Regions from separate parts of the Homo sapiens genome. Here region 2 is linked to region 1. Evidence: read pairs that join two places in POLR2A ChIA-PET (ENCODE). Cell type or tissue: B cell. All regions are shown on one strand. Links, peaks and the distances in the headings refer to the core of each region. The heading gives the core; the rest is flanking DNA. Region 1 has its middle 7.9 kb from the start of HNRNPL. Region 2 holds the start of LOC124904711 (a long non-coding RNA gene).

Region 1 (5,469 bases), core at 278-5,277:
TTCAAGCATCTGTTTAACAAAGCACATCTTGCACCGCCCTTAATCCATTTAACTCTGAGTGGACACAGCACATGTTTCAGAGCACAGGGTTGGGGGTAAGGTCACAGATCAACAGGATCCCAAGGCAGAAGAATTTTTCTTAGTACAGAACAAAATGAAAAGTCTCCCATGTCTACCTCCCTCTACACAGACACGGCAACCATCCCATTCCTCAATCTTTTCCCCACCTTTCCCCCCCCTCCATTCCACAAAGCCGCCATTGTCATCCTGGCCCGCTCTCAATGAGCTGTTGGGTACACCTCCCAGACGGGGTGGTGGCCGGGCAGAGGGGCTCCTCACCTCCCAGATGGGGCGGCCGGGCAGAGGCGCCCCTCACCTCCCGGACGGGGCGGCTGGCCGGGCGGGGGGCTGACCCCCCCACCTCCCTCCCGGACCGGGCGGCTGGCCAGACGGGGGGCTGACCCCCCCACCTCCCTCCCGGACGGGGCGGCTGGCCGGGCGGGGCCTGACCCCCCCACCTCCCTCCCGGACGGGGCGGCTGGCCGGGCAGAGGGGCTCCTCACTTCCCAGTAGGGGCGGCCGGGCAGAGGCGCCCCTCACCTCCCGGACGGGGCGGCTGGCCGGGCGGGGGGCTGACCCCCCACCTCCCTCCCGGACGGGGTGGCTGCCGGGCGGAGATGCTCCTCACTTCCCAGACGGGGCGGCTGCCGGGTGGAGAGGCTCCTCACTTCTCATACGGGGCGGCTGCCGGGCGGAGGGTCTCCTCACTTCTGAGACGGGGCGGCCGGGCAGAGACGCTCCTCACCTCCCAGACGGGGTGGCGGCCGGGCAGAGGCGCTCCTCACATCCCAGACGGGGCGGCGGGGCAGAGGCACTCCCCACATCCCAGACGATGGGCGGCCGGGCAGAGACGCTCCTCACTTCCTAGATGTGATGGCGGCCGGGAAGAGGCGCTCCTCACTTCCGAGATGGGATGGCGGCTGGGCAGAGACGCTCCTCACTTTCCAGACTGGGCAGCCAGGCAGAGGGACTCCTCACGTCCCAGACGATGGGCGGCCAGGCAGAGACGCTCCTCACTTCCCAGACGGGGTGGCGGCCTGGCAGAGGCTGCAATCTCGGCACTTTGGGAGGCCAAGGCAGGCGGCTGGGAGGTGGAGGTTGTAGCGAGCCGAGATCACGCCACTGCGCTCCAGCCTGGGCGCCATTGAGCACTGAGAGAACCAGACTCCGTCTGCAATCCCGGCACCTCGGGAGTCCGAGGCTGGCGGACCACTCGCGGTTAGGAGCTGGAGACCAGCCTGGCCATCACAGCGAAACCCCGTCTCCACCAAAAAAATACGAAAACCAGTCAGGCGTGGCGGCGCGCACCTGCAATTGCAGGCACTCCGCAGGCTGAGGCAGGAGAATCAGGCAGGGAGGTTGCAGTGAGCCGAGATGGCAGCAGTATAGTCCAGCTTCGGCTCGGCATGAGAGGGAGACCGTGGAAAGAGAGGGAGAGGGAAACCATGGGGAGAGGGAGAGGGACAGGGACAGGGAGAGGGAGAGGGAGAGCGCCTAGGTTTCTTCTGCTGTTCTTTTCCAAAACTTCTTAAATTTTGATACGTCTTTCTCCTTTTCTAATATAAGCACGGAGGCTCTGAATTTCCCTCTCCATTTTAATTTGGCTGCATTTTACAGAAAGGTGTTTTGGAACTTCCATTCTAATTTCTCTCAGACAGATGGCATTTTTAACTTATTTTGTTGTTGTGGTTTGCTAAAATACTTGCAAGTTGGTACATTTTGCATTTTGAAAGATTTTGCCAAATTACCCTCCATTAGCACTGTAACAATTTGAGTTCTCAGCATTTCTATGTAAAAAATGAATTTTCCCCACTATCTCAAAATACTGCACATTTTGTTTTACATTTGTCAATCTGAGGTAAAAACTGGTTTTAATTTTAATTTACTTTATATTTACCTTATTGAATGAATCGTGTGTGTGTATGTGAGCGTATACCATATGTGTTCACATGGGAATTGGAACAGCTAGAGAAAAAACATCCCAGGGAGAAGAAACAGCAAATGCAAAAGCCCTGAAGTCGGCTGGGCATGGTGGCTCACGCCTGTAATCCCAGCACTGGGAGGCCGAGGTGGGCAGATCACGAGGTTCAAGACCAGCCTGGCCAACACGGTGAAACCCCATTTCTACTAAAAATACAAAAATTAGTTGGGCGTCGTGGTGGTTGCCTGTAATCCCAGCTACTCAGGAGGCTGAGGCAGGAAAATCACTTGAAACCGGAAGGCTGAGGTTACAGTGAGCTGAGATCACACGCCACTGCACTCTAGCCTGGGCAACGAGCGAAATTCCGCCACACACACACACACACACACACACACACACACACACACACAAAAAGCCCTGACATGAGAACTGAAGACCTTTGTGGCTGGGCAGAGGGAGTGACAGGGTGAGTCTGAGGGGACAAGGTCAGAGGGGTGATGGGGGCACGTTATGTGGGGCCCACTGAGACGGGCTGAGGATGAGGACTTTGGTCTTATTACTAAGTGAGAAAAGAACCATGAGAGGGTTAAAAACCAGAATGACAAGCTGAGCATGGTGGCTCAAGCCTGTAATCCCAGCACTCTGGGAATGTTAAGGCAGGAGGATCCCTTGAGGCCAGGAGTTTTAGATGAGCCTGGCTAACATAGTGAGACACCATCTCTACAAAAAAAAAGTAAAAGGCCAGGTGCGGTGGCTCATACCTGTAATCCCAGCACTTTGTGAGGTCAAGGCGAGTGGATCACCTGAGGTCAGGAGTTTGAGACCATCCTGGCCAACATGGTGAAACCCCATTTCTACTAAAAATACAAAAATTAGCTGGGCATGGTGGTGGGTGCCTATAATCCCAGCTACTTGGGAGGCTGAGGCGGAAGAATCAACTTGAACCTAGGAGGCAGAAGTTGCAGTGAGTCAAGACTGTGCTATTGCACTCCAGCCTGGGCAACAAAAGTGAAACTCCATCTCAAAAAAAAAAAAAAAGGAAAAAAATTAGCTGGGCATGGTGTAATGCCCCTAGTCCCAGGTCCTCAGGAGACTCAGGCAGGAGGATCACTTGAGCCCAGGAGTTTGAGGCTGCAGTGAGCTATGATTGCACCACTGCACTTTAGCCTGGGCAACAGAGTGATAACTTCTTTCCAAAAAACTCCACAAAAAACAGAAGAGTGATGAGATCAGATTTTTTTTGGATTAAAAAATATAACATCTTTATTAAGCTATATTTCACATACCATAATATTAACTCTTTATATATTTATTTATTTATTTGAGACGCAGTCTCGCTTTGTCGCCCAGGCTGGAGTGCAGTGATGCGATCTCATCTCACTGCAACCTCTGCCTCCTGGGTTCAAACGATTCTCCTGCCTCAGCCTCCCAAGTAGCTGGGATTATAGGCACCTGCCACAATGCCCGGCTAATTTTTGTATTTTTAGTAGAGATGGGGTTTCTGCATGTTGGCCAGGCTGACCTCGAACTCCTGACCTCAGGTGATCCGCCCGCCTCAGCCTCCCAAAGTGCTGGGATTACAGGCGTGAGCCATTGCACCCAGCCAAATATTAACTCTTTTAAAGTGTATGACTGGCTGGGCTGGTGGCTCACACCTATAATCCCAGCTATGTGGGAGGCCGAGGTGGGCAAATCACTGAGGTCAGGAGTTTGAGACCAGCCTGGTCAACATGGCGAAACCACCTCTCTACTAAAAATACAAAAATTAGCCAGGCGTGGTGGTGCACGCCTGTAGTCCCAGCCACTCTGGAGGCTGAAGCACCAGAGTCACTTGAACCTGGGAGGAAGAAGTTTTGTGTGTGTGTGTGTATGTTTGTGTATATGTATGATTGAGTGTTGAGTGGTTTTTAGTATGCTCACATAGTCATGCAACCATCATCACTGTCTGATTCTGGAATATTACCCTCAAAAGGAACTCCATACCCTTTTTTTGTTTTTCGAGACAGAGTCTTGCTCTGTCGCCCAGGCTGGAGTGTAATGGCGTGATCTCGCCGCACTGCAACCTCCGCCTCCTGGTTCAAGCAATTCTCCTGCCTCAGCCTCTGGACTAGCTGGGATTACAGGCGCCCACCACCATACCCCGCTAGTGTTTTGAATTTTTAGTAGAGACGGGGTTTTGCCACGTTGCAATCCGCCCACCTCAGCCTCCCAAAGTGCTAGGATTACAGGCGTGAGCCACTGTGCCCAGCCTCCATATCCTTCAGCAGTCACTCCCCTCAGCCCCCGGCAGCCGCCAATTTACTTTCTGTCTCTATGGATTTGTCTAGTCTGGACATTTCATATTGTAGGGTCCAGCCCTACGGGGCTTAGCAGGTGTTCTCCCCGTGTGCAGAGATGAGAGATGGTAATAAATAAAGACACAAGACAAAGAGATAAAGAGAAAACAGCTGGGCCCGGGAGACCACTACCATCAAGTTGTGGAGACTGGTAGTGGCCCCGAACGGCTGGGCGCGCTGATATTTATTGCATACGAGACAAGGGGGGCAGGGTAAGGAGGGTGAATCCTCTAAGTGATTGATAAGGTGAAGCAAGTCACGTGATCATAGGACGGGGGTGGGGGGCCCTTCCCTTTTAGGTAGCCAAAGCAGAGAGAGAAGGCAGCATACGTCAGCGTTTTCTTCTATGCACTTATAAGAACGATCAAAGACTTTAAGACTTTCACTATTTCTTCTACCGCTATCTACTACCAACTTCAAAGAGGATCCAGGAGTACGGGAGGAACGTGAAAGTGGACAAGGAGCGTGACCTTTGGAGCACAGCACCACAGGGAGGGGTTTAGGCCTCCGGTGACTGCAGGCAGGCCTGGATAATATCCAGCCTTCCAGAAGAAGCTGGTGGAGCAGTGTTCCCTGACTCCTCCAAGGAAAGGAGACTCCCTTTCGCGGTCTGCTAAGTAATGGGCGTCTTCCCAGACACTGGCATTACCGCTTGACCAAGGAGCCCTCAAGCGGCCCTTATGTGGGCGTGACAGAGGGCTCACCTCTTGCCTTCTAGGTCACTTCTCACAATGTCCCTTCAGCACCTGACCCTATACCCACCGGTTATCCTTAGGGTATATTAGTAATGCAACAAAGAGTAATATTAAAAGCTAATGATTAATAATGTTTATAATAATGATTGATAATTGTCCATGATCATCTCTATATCTAATTTGTATTATGACTATTCTTATTCTAACTATTTTCTTTATTATACTGAAACAGTTTGTGCCTTCAGTCTCTTGCCTCGGCACCTAGGTAATCTTTCACCCACATCATATAAATGGAAAAATATAGTATGTAGCCTTTTGTGTCTGATTCTCTTAGCATGTTTTCAAGTTTCACCCATGTTTTTTAAATTAAATTAAATTTTTATTTTTGGGGGACGGAGTTTAGCTCTTGTCGCCCAGGCTGGAGTGCAATGGTGCAATCTCGGCTCACTGCAACCTC
Region 2 (5,256 bases), core at 1-5,000, 120 kb before region 1:
CCCCACGACCACCCCAGGACCCTGTCCACACCTGCTGCATTCAGTGCCAGCCTCAGCTCGTAGGAGTTCATGGTTCCAGAGGTGTCCTCATCGAACTTGTTAAATATGGCCTGGGCAGGAAGGATGAGTCAGGGCTGCCCTCCATGCCCTGAAGAGGGCTGCCAATGGGGCCTCCCAGGCAAGACAGCCTGGTGCCCATCCCAACTCCCTTTCTTCTGGTGTGGACCCCCAGCAAGCAGCCTAGCCACTTGGGACTTCTGTTTCCCAATCTGTAAAATGGGAATAAGAGCAATGACCCAGAGGACAAGCTGAGGCTGGGTGGGGGCAGGGATATCCCAGCCAGATCTCTCCAAGTCAGCCTAGTCCAGTACCCCCTCGTTCCCTGGGGACCTGATAGCCCACAGGGTGCCTATGTCTCTGTTAGTAAAGGTTTCTCTCTTTCTGGGAAGAGGCCCAGTCTCCCACCTCACCTGCCACTCCAGGAGGTAGCCCCAGAGCTGCTGGAAGTGGTGTAAGGCCAGGCTTTGCCCATGCTGTGTTGGGGGTCGGGGGCATCTGGTTAAGGTCAATCTCTCCAGAAGGGGAGGAGAGACCCCAACGTCCCCTTCCCCACTCCCTCCCTCACCCAGGCACTGCCCCCCATGTACCCCGAAACACTGCAGCAGCTGCTCACAGGTCCTGAGCCCGATCTCTCTGGGGGTGGAGGTATGGGCCCTGGCTACAGGAAAAACAAAGTCAAACCACAGCACTTCCTGCATTCTGGCCACCACTTTAAGGGCTGGGTGGATGTGACTCCCTTAAGCAGGTGATGTTGTCAGTCCCATATTATAGAAGCCGAGGCACAGGGAGCCAGTGACTGCTGCGCCTAGCAGAGCTGGGATTCAAATCCAGGCAGGGGGTGCCCAGTCTGTGCTCAAGGCAGCCTTGCCTTTCAGCGGAAGGGGAGCTTGCGAGCAGCCGTGGCCCAGGTCACGGGGCCCACACAAGATCCCCTGCAGGGAGATGCTGCCAGGCTGAGCCCTGGCTTCCTGAGCCCAACTCCCAGCAGCGCGGTGGGTTCATAGACATAGGGTGGCACCGGCTCTGGTTGCAGGACCCCTGGCTAAGACCCCTCCTCCTGCCCCTATCCCAGCCAACTCACCAGGCTCCAGGGCAATGCTTAGTAAGGCCTGGAGCTGAGAGGCATTGAGTTCTTCCTCCTAGTCCAGGAAAGAGGGCTTGTGAGGCCATTTACTCATCCAGCTGCTCTGGGCCAAGCCCTGTGCTAGGGACACGGCAGGGGCTGACAGAGCCTCAGAGCCCTAGCTCCAGGAGTGGGGGAGACAGACCTGTCCCCACAGGGCCAGGGCTGTGACGGGGGAAGCACTGGGCTGTGGTTGCTGGTGGGGGGCCAGCAGACCGGCCTGGGGCAGGGGGGTGGTCAGGGAGAGCTTCCAGGGCTGGGCACCTTAGATGAGACCTGAGCCTGGCTGGAGGTGTCAGGAGGGAGAGGGTGGTCCTGGGAGAGGGTATGGACTGAGCCCAAGGCCCTGAGGCAGGGAGGAGCTGTGAGCATTTCAAGAAAAGGTCAGGAGATTTAAGCCCGGAGGGAGGAAAAAGCAAGCAAAATGAGACACCTGAGATGCTGGGGTGGGGGAAGGGGGGTCCCCAAGGGGAGGCCGCAGCGGGATACCCCCTCAGTCCAATCCCCCTCCTCACCTCTCCAGCCAGCTCCTGAAACAGCTGCTCCAACCCCAGCTCCAGGGGCAGGTAGGGGCCCTGCCGCATGGCGGAAGTTTAGCGCTGGCCAAGATCCCCGCCCCATGCCGCCCCTCCAGGAACAGTCCCCACCTGGAGAGACTGCAGGTCTGCGCTGATCACGTCGTCGATCTCCCTGCAAATTACAGATGGGAAGTGGGGAGGGGGCTGTTTGCCCCAGCTGGGGCTGTGTGGGACGGGGTCTCAGGTGAGGAATCGCGTGGGGTCTAGGTAGGGACCGTGGAGCCCTGGGCTCATCCTCGCGGGGCGGGGGTTCTGGGGGCGGGGCGGGGGTTCTGGGGGCGGGGCGGGGGTTCTGGGGGCGGGGCGGGGGTTCTGGGGGCGGGGCGGGGGTTCTGGGGGCGGGGCGGGGCGGGGGTTCTGGGGGCGGGGCGGGGCGGGGGTTCTGGGGGCGGGGCGGGGGTTCTGGGGGCGGGGCGGGGCGGGGCGGTGGTTCTGCGGGCGGGGCGGGGCGGGGCGGGGCGGGGCGGGGGTTCTGGGGGCGGGGCGGGGCGGGGCGGGGGTTCTGGGGGCGGGGCGGGGCGGGGGTTCTGGGGGCGGGGCGGGGCGGGGCAGGGGTTCTGGGGGCGGGGCAGGTCAGGTCTCGGGGGTCTCGGGGGTCTCGGGGGTCTCGGGGGTCTCGGGGGTCTCGGGGCCTGTCTAGGCAGGGATGGGGTCGGATTTGGGTGCCCGGGGCTCACACGGCCGTGTGGCGGCGCTCGGAGAAGACACGCAGAGTGAAGTCAGCCTCGTCGCCGGCGTGGGCGGTGCTCGGCACCACCAGGTAGTGGCCTGGACGCAGGCAGCAGCGGCGGGTCACGTCGCGGCGGGCGCTGAGGGGCGAGCGGTCGGCGCGCAGCAGCCGGGGCAGGAGCGCATGGCTGCGCGGGGAATCCCAGAGGCCCAGCAGCTGGGGACGGGGCGGCATGACCACGGACCAGGCTCACCCCCGGCCCTTCATCCCCGCACCCTCCAGCGCGCCCCGTCCACCCTGCCTAACCCCTGTCCACGCCTCCCCTGCCCCCGGACCCGGCTCTGCCCCCCCACCCCCAGGGCAGTTTGACCAAGCCCCAGGGCAGGTTGACCAAGCCCCAGGGCAGGTTGACCAAGCCCCAGGGCCGGTTGACCCCATCCCAGACTCACCTCCTCTGGAATCTGAAAGAAGCAAGAGCAAGGGGCGTCGGGGCAGGGGAGAGGTGGCCGCCGCTCAGGGTCTCCTCCCTGCCCCTTCTCACCTCTGTGCTCTCTCCCTCCTTCTTCGTCCTATTAGACCCTTATTGAACCTTTGCCCCGCAGTCCCCGACCCAGGCCCTCGCCGACCCCTCCCCAACTCTTCCTTCCCCATCTGCGCTCCCAGCGCCTTCTCTGTATCCTTGGTCCCCTCTGGCCCTTCTAACCCCCAGCCTCTCTCTGTCCCTAACCTCGTCCCTCTGTCTGTCCCTGAGCCCCTCCCTCTCATTCCCTTAGCTCCCTCTCCCCTCTGAGACCTGGCCCCCCAGCCCTACTAGCCCCCTACTCCCCTCCCAGCGCCGCCCCCTCTTGGCCCTGCTCCTCCACTCCTCCCCTCCTCCCCGATCCTCTTCAGTCCCACCCCTCCACCACTCCCCCTCTTCCCCCTTGGCCCCGCCCTCCACACCTCCCCTCTTCCCACTGGCCCCGCCCCTCCATGCCTCCCCCGCTCCTTGGCCCGGCCCCGCCCCTCCACCCTCCGGGTTCCCTCCAGCCTCAGCTTTGCCCAGGACCTCACCTGGAACACGTGGAAGCCAACGGTGAGGTAAGTGAGGCCCTTGGCTCTCAGGCGCCGCCGGTTGCGCTGGATGAGGGACAGAAGGACCGTGCACTTGGGCGTGCGGCCCCCCCGCGCTGGGCCCCGTGCCCCTGCAGCCCCCCAGCCCCCCCAGGGCCCTTCCTCATCCTCGTCATCCTCCTCATCAGGCTCCAGCAGCGTTAAACGGAACTGAGGATTGGTCCAGAAGGTTTCTAAGGGAGGAGGAAAAAAGGGGGTTTCCTAGCCGGCCACAGCGCCCCCCACCCCAGGAAGCCTCTCAGGGCCCCTCAGGCCTCACCAGCATTAGGCTGGCTCCCGCCGGAGTTGAAGCCACGCACCCAGCGGCCTTGGAAGGTGTGGACGTGCCAGCCGCCCCCCTCCGGGCTGGGGCCCAGCACCTCCGGGCTCAGCGAGCAGATCTGCACGGTGTCGAAATGGAGGAGGAAGTCCCGCAGCTCCATCCTGCACGGTGGCCCAGTCAGACCCTGCCCGGCCCCACCTCGAGGGGGTCCCAAGATCCCGGAAATGACTCCCAGATCCCAAAGCCCCTCACATTTCTTAAATATTGTCAAATACCCTTCAGGCTCCAGAAATGAACCCCAAATGCCTGGGCCTCTAGCTCTGCCAAATTCCTCCAAGTCCTCAGACATGCCCCACAAATCGCCAAGATTCACAAGCTGCCCCCAAATATCGTTAAATTGCCACCAACCCCCAAATAGCAAGACCCTCAGACTCTAAATTACCAACAAGTACCCTTCAGCCCCTCAACATTGCCAAATCTCAAGAAATGCCCCAAATATCACCAAGCCTTCCTCCATTGCCCTAAATACTGCCCATCCCTTTCAATCCTCCACAGATAACTAGGCCTTCAAATTCCCCTCATATTACTACTTTTTTAAACCCACTCCAATCAGAGGTTCTCTAATATTACTACCAATTCTTCCTTGATTTCCCAAAATAGAACCTGGCCCCAAAATTACCACCGATGTACACAGTTTCTCCCTATTAGGACCCATCCTTCAACTGGGGCTCGCCCTCCCTGAACCCCTTGGCAGAGACCCTCCCAGAGGCAGAGCTGGGACCCTGACGAACTGACCAGAACTCGCCATCCTCCTTTTTCACCAGCAGGGCATCGCGGCACTCGGTGGGGAGTGTGTCCCAGCGTGGGCAGCTGGAGAGACTGTGGTGTGAGGGGCGGGCAGGTGGGGTCCAGCCCCACACCCACCCCAGACCCATCCCACCTGTCGCTCCAGGCCCCCGTCCACTCCACGCAGCCCCATGGGTTCCGCAGCCGCAGCAGCCGCACCTTGGTGAAGCCCAGGAACACCTGGGGCAGCATCGTCAGTGGGGGTGATGCCTGGACATGGCCTGCCACCCCACCCATGGGGGACACTTACCTTGTGTGTGCCCGTGATGGAATACGCGTGTCCCTTTACCAGGCCCTCTTCTGTGCGGTACTCACCCCGATCACTCTGGGCAGGGGATGGGATGGTGAGGCCAAGGTAGGGGACAGGAGGGCAGCTGCTCCTCCCTGCCCCCAACCTCCTGCCACCAAGGCAGGAGCCAACCAGAGCACTGAACTGAATGGCACGCAGCTCAGAGACCATGTCAGGGTTAGTGACTGAAGGCGAAAGAGAAAAGGAGAGGAAGGGAGATGGAAACGAGACAAAAGGAGATGGAGGTACGGGCTCACGCCTGTAATCCCAGCACTTAGGGAGGTCGAGGTGGAAGGACTACTTGAGGCCAGGAGT

Evidence for each region. ChIA-PET counts read pairs that join two places held together with the same protein. Peaks named below come from ENCODE experiments on the same cell type or tissue, not always from the same donor. Only the 100,000 strongest peaks of a DNase experiment are listed, where the experiment ranks them.
Region 2: POLR2A ChIA-PET joins it to region 1 with 5 read pairs; 20 of 35 experiments call an interaction of 5 or more read pairs at or near these places.

What each region holds. Positions count from the first base shown.
Region 1 is chr19:38,855,190-38,860,658 of GRCh38, forward strand. No RefSeq gene overlaps it. Among named protein-coding and RNA genes, the nearest start is that of HNRNPL, 7.9 kb to the left of the region's middle. RefSeq lists an enhancer at 2,019-2,078 and silencers at 2,289-2,448, 4,961-5,129. In B cell, for the core only: no CTCF peak of the experiment used is centred there; DNase peaks (open chromatin) are centred at 2,332 and 2,993; H3K27ac peaks cover 1,398 bases.
Region 2 is chr19:38,733,672-38,738,927 of GRCh38, forward strand. CAPN12 (calpain 12) reads right to left here. Exons shown (of 21, transcript NM_144691.4): 6 at 4,903-4,977; 7 at 4,747-4,832; 8 at 4,602-4,676; 9 at 3,804-3,967; 10 at 3,485-3,717; 11 at 2,881-2,892; 12 at 2,439-2,647; 13 at 1,831-1,873; 14 at 1,699-1,758; 15 at 1,142-1,199; 16 at 648-718; 17 at 471-533; 18 at 32-110. LOC124904711 (a long non-coding RNA gene) reads left to right here and starts at 2,556. Exons shown (of 2, transcript XR_007067251.1): 1 at 2,556-3,511; 2 at 3,673-5,256. RefSeq lists enhancers at 477-526, 3,953-4,012 and silencers at 2,586-2,735, 3,483-3,532. In B cell, for the core only: no CTCF peak of the experiment used is centred there; DNase peaks (open chromatin) are centred at 960, 1,870, 2,510, 3,380 and 1 weaker place; H3K4me3 peaks cover 3,519 bases; H3K27ac peaks cover 2,690 bases.